Linked DNA regions of Homo sapiens: region 2 is linked to region 1. A link is an interaction called in ENCODE POLR2A ChIA-PET data of the cell type or tissue named here. Cell type or tissue: A673. All regions are shown on one strand.

Region 1 (2,500 bases):
ATGCTTTCCACAATCGTTGAACTAATTTACGCTCACACCAACACTGTATAAGTGTTCCCTTTCCTCTTCAACATTGCCAGCATCTGTTATTTTTTGACTTTTTAATAATAGCTATTCTGACTGGTGTGAGATCTCACTGTGGTTTTGATTTGCATTTCTCTAATGATCAGTGATATTGAGCTCTTTGGCCGCATGTGTGTCTTCTGAGAAGTTTCTGTTCATGTCCTTTGCCCATCTTTTAATGGGGTTGTTTCTTGTAGATTTTGTTTCAGTTCCTCATAGACACTGGATATTAGACCTTTGTCAGATGCATAGTTTGCAAATATTTTCTACCATTCTGCAGGTTGTCTGTTTACTCTATTGATAGTATCTTTTGCTGTGCCAGAGCTCTTAAGTTTAATTAGATCCCAGTTGTCAATTTCTGCTTTTGTTGCAATTGCTTTTGGTGTTTTTGTCATGAAATCTTTGCCCATTCCTATGTCTGGGATGGTATTGCCTAGGTGGTCTTCTAGGGTTTTTACAGTTTTGGATTTTACATTTAAATCTTTAATCCATCTTGAGTTGATTTTTGTATGTAGTGTAAGGAAGGGGTCCAGTTTCAATTTTTTGCATATGGCTAGCCAGTTATTCCAGCACCGTTTATTGAATAGGGAGTCTTTTCCTCATTGCTTGTTTTTGTCACCTTTGTTGAACATCAGATTGGTCATAAATGTGTGGCCTTGTTTCTGGATTCTCTATTCTGTTTTGTTGGTCTCTGTGCCTGTTTTTGTACCAGTACTATTCTGTTTTGGTTACTGTTGCCTTGTAGTATAGTTTGAAGTCAGGTAACATGATGACACCAGCTTTATTCTTTTTGCTTAGGATTGCCTTGGCTATTTGGGCTCTTTTTGGTTGCATATGAATTTTAAAATAGTTTTTTTCTGGTTTTGTGAAGAATGTTGTCAGTAGTTTGCTAGGAATAGCATTGAATCTGTAAATTGCTTTGGGCAGTATAGCCATTTTAATTATATTGATTCTTCTTATTAATGAGCATGGAATGTTCTTCCATTTGTTTGTGTCTTCTCTGATTTATTTGAGTAGTGTTTTGTAATTCTCATTTTAGAGCTCTTTCACCTCCCTTGTTAGCTGTATTCATGAGTATTTTATTCTTTTTGTGGCAACTGTGAATGGGATTGCCTTTCTGATTTGGCTCTCAGTTTGGCTGCTGTTGATGTATAGGAATGCTGGTGATTTTTGTACATTGTTTTTGTATTCTGAAACTTTGCTGAAGTTGTTTATTAACTAGAGGAGCTTTTGGGCTGAGATTATGGGTTTTTCTAAATATAGAATCATGTCGTCTGCAAACAGAGATAGTTTGATTTCCTCTCTTCCTATTTGGATGCCCTTTATTTCTTTCTCTTGCCTGATCCTCTGGCTAGGATTTCCAATGTTGAATATAAGTGGTGAGAGGTGACATGCTTTTCTTGTGCTGGTTTTCACGGGGAATGCTTCCAGCTTTTGCTCATTCATGTTGTCTGTGGTGTTTTTATATTTAAAACAGGTTTCTTCTAGCTAGCATGTAATTGGATCTTGTTTTTTATCTAATCTGACAATCTCTGCCTTTTAGTTGGGGTGCTTAGCCTGTTTACATTTAATATATTTTTTGAAAGCATTATGGTTACATCTACCATTTTGCTGTTTGTTTTTTATTTGTCCCACCTCTTCTCTATTCCCCTTTTTCCTTTTTTTCTGCCTTTTTTTTTTGTATTAATTGACAAGGTCTTTTTTTTTTTTTTTTTTTTTTTTTTTTTATCTGTGCTTTTCCAGTCTGGCTGGTAGGAAGTACTATTCCTGTATAAACTCAGGTTATTGTTTTTATTTTTATTTTTATTTTTGCTTTCAGTAGTTCTCTCCCCAGCCTCCAATAGTTTCTTTATACACATATGCTTATCATCGCTCTGTTGAATACTTGAGTGGGACTGTCTGTAGATCTCCTGAGTTATTTTTCTTCACAGTTGTTTTGCTTTCCTGTGAATTATAATCACCATGGTCTTTAAGACTCTCAGCCTCATCTCCTTGCCTTGGGTGCTTTGCCATGCTCCACCGGGGCTCCTCTTCCTGTGCTGCAGCCTGGAAACTCTCTCAAGACACTAAGCTAAGGACAGTCCTTGGGCTCATCTCGTTTGTTTACTGTCTCTCAGGCATCACTGTGTTTTATTGTCTGATGCCTAGTGTCTGGAAAACCATTGTTTCATGTATTTTGCCTTTTTTTTTTTTCAGTTGTTTCATGTGAGAGGCTAAATCGCATTACTGTTTCTCTATCTTTGCTGGAAGTGGAAGTTTGAGGGACTTGAATTTGTGGGGAAAGAGATTATAGAGAAGCTGAAGGGGGGAGGAGAGGATGAGATCTAGAGCACAGATGGAGCATATAACCTTTTATAGGACAAGGAGCATGAGTATATTGTGAGTATTCTTGTTATTTTATTAACTACATAGGAGGAGCCGTGTTCCTTCCTCTGAC
Region 2 (2,500 bases), 440 kb after region 1:
GCTCTCTCTCTTCTCTAGCATCTTAGCGCTCTCTTAGATTCCGATATTTTTACTTTTCACCCCACATAATTGTACACACACGGACTTTCCATATTAAGGTCTGTACTTTTTGAGTCTAGGGACAATGTCTTATTCATTTCTGCATTTCCTAGGTCTAGAACCATATCCTTCTCTTATTATATTCTTGATAAGTGTGGGTTTATTATGGGCTGAATTTGGCTCCTTGAATTCATATGGTGAAGCCCTAATCCCAATGTATGTGGAGATGGGACCCTTAAGAAGGTAATTAAGGTTAAATGAGGTCATAAACTTGAGGTCCTAATTCAATAGGACTGGTGTTCTCACAAGAAGTGGCAGAGACACCAGAAGTAGTGCCTGTGCCAAAAGGAAAGACCATGTGAACACACAGAGAAGGTGCTGTCTGCAAGACGAGAGGCCTCATCATATATGAACAATGTTGGTACCTTGCTCTTGGACTTCCAGAACTGTGAGAAGATAAATTTCTGTTGTTTAAGCCACTCAGTCTGTGGCACTTTGTTAAAGCAGCCCAGCCAGACTAATACAGGGTTGAATTGGGCAGATGTGATGGATCATGTCTAGTACATATTTGCCATGAGAGGTCAATATCAATCTCTCTAGGTTTCTTGGCATTGCAGGTCATCTCTAAGTTCATGTGACAAAAATAGATCAGTAAGAAATTGTTCTTAGCTGAGGACTCAAGGCTGATATTAGGTTTGTTTGAATACTAATAAACAGTCAAGTATTTTTTAAAGAAATGCACTCTAAGAGGGGCTTTTGAAATTTTTCCTGCACAAACTCCTGGGATGTGAAGATGACCTAAGGAAAGTTGATGCTGTTAGGGGAAAGAGCAAAAGAAGAATTACTGGGAATCCAAGAGTATGTCCATATATGTCAGGACCCATAGGGTTTTATAGGCTCATGAATCAAGCGTGTGGCATCCTGATTTTGATTTAAGATTATCCACTGGGGAGCAGATTTTCTTTGAACTTTGCTTAAGCCTTCATGAACAAAGAGATCCTTCAGATATGCACTGTGAACTTCCTGATATAGTAACATGGGTCTCTTGGGGATGGTTGTTTCACATAATTTACCACATGCACAGACTGGACACACACCACTGCTCACTGTAGCCCAAACAGTATTTAGAGAGGTGCTGCTAGCAATCTGGCCTTCTGCTTTCAGCTTGGTGGCTGCTCCAAAGTTATTCAGAGAGTTAAGATGGAAAGAAAACCAGAGAATTACAAAGAAAAAAACAAGGATAAGGGGCTTCATTAAGCTACCTCACAAATGATGAATCCCCAAACCAAAAATTAGTAGGAAGTATCAAAGCCGAGTCTTACCTTCACAGTTGCCATAACTTTTTAACTTCTGCTGTGCATTTCTTTATCTGATTTATTTCATCAACTTGGTCAAATTGTGCGTCTGTGTGTGTGTGTGAGAGAGAGAGAGTTGGAGCTCTCTTCTATAATGATGTTTGTGATGTTACTCTCTTTTATTATGAGCATAATGCTTATTTGCATGATTTATCATTTTCAGTATGCTTTCTCAGCTTCTCTATTATTTGCTTCATACATTGGCCACATTAGGTTACTGCAAGGACAGCAATTGTTTTATTTAGTACACTGCTTAATGCTACACAGCCCAGCACTCTCCAAGTTTATCCATCAATGATTCATCCAATGATTATGATAGGTTTAGAGAAATGAAAATTCTGGACATCTTTCAGATAAAAGACCAAACAATTCCATAGGGATGCTTTTATAACATTTGAACTGTAGGGAACTCAGATAATTAAGACAGCACATGGTTTTATACTGGTTCTTTGGTCTTATTTCATGATTTTGTCATTTGTTAAATTTTGCTTTGGTTTTTGACTTTGAGTTTCATCTCTTCTTAAAACAACTGAATGTTATCCATTAGGCCCAGGTGACAAAAGGATGTTTGATCTCTTGTCAATGAGAAATCTCAGAAAACCACAATCTATGTAATTATTTTGTGTGATATGCAGCTGGAAGTTTGAAAAAAAAAAGTTAGTGTCTAACCGTTTCTGTGGTTCCCTGACAATAAGTAGTGGTGATGCTATCAATTTCTTTACCTTAACCTATCTTAGTTCATTGCTTTGGTTGAAATTCAGCCCAAATAGAAAACTGTTTCATTAGGTAGGGTTGTATATCATAATATGTGTATAGGAGACACCACTGATGTGACATAGCCCATCCTTGAAAGTATGAAATAATTTTTCTATGCATTTACAATATATTTTCTGTAAGAAGAGAAGTATGGGAAGGAATAGAAAGTACACTATGAGTTAATTTAGTATTGTCTGTTAATATCGGGGCTATGCTTGAAAGCTTGCAGCTGACACTGAAACCATGAAGTAAAGCAACCATCTTGGTTTATTTTATCAGCAATTAAATACATTTTGTTGCCCAGAATTTGGCTTAATGTTGGAAAAAACCCCCCAAACTAGAGTTAATTG

The links. Peaks named below come from ENCODE experiments on the same cell type or tissue, not always from the same donor. Only the 100,000 strongest peaks of a DNase experiment are listed, where the experiment ranks them.
Region 2: POLR2A ChIA-PET joins it to region 1 with 17 read pairs; 10 of 35 experiments call an interaction of 5 or more read pairs at or near these places.

The regions. Positions count from the first base shown.
Region 1 is chr3:101,791,867-101,794,366 of GRCh38, forward strand. All of the region lies in intron 4 of NXPE3 (neurexophilin and PC-esterase domain family member 3), which reads left to right. Among named protein-coding and RNA genes, the nearest start is that of NXPE3, 14 kb to the left of the region's middle. In A673, no CTCF peak of the experiment used is centred here; no DNase peak of the experiment used is centred here.
Region 2 is chr3:102,233,031-102,235,530 of GRCh38, forward strand. No RefSeq gene overlaps it. Among named protein-coding and RNA genes, the nearest start is that of ZPLD1, 200 kb to the right of the region's middle. RefSeq lists an enhancer at 1,172-1,251. In A673, no CTCF peak of the experiment used is centred here; a DNase peak (open chromatin) is centred at 1,051.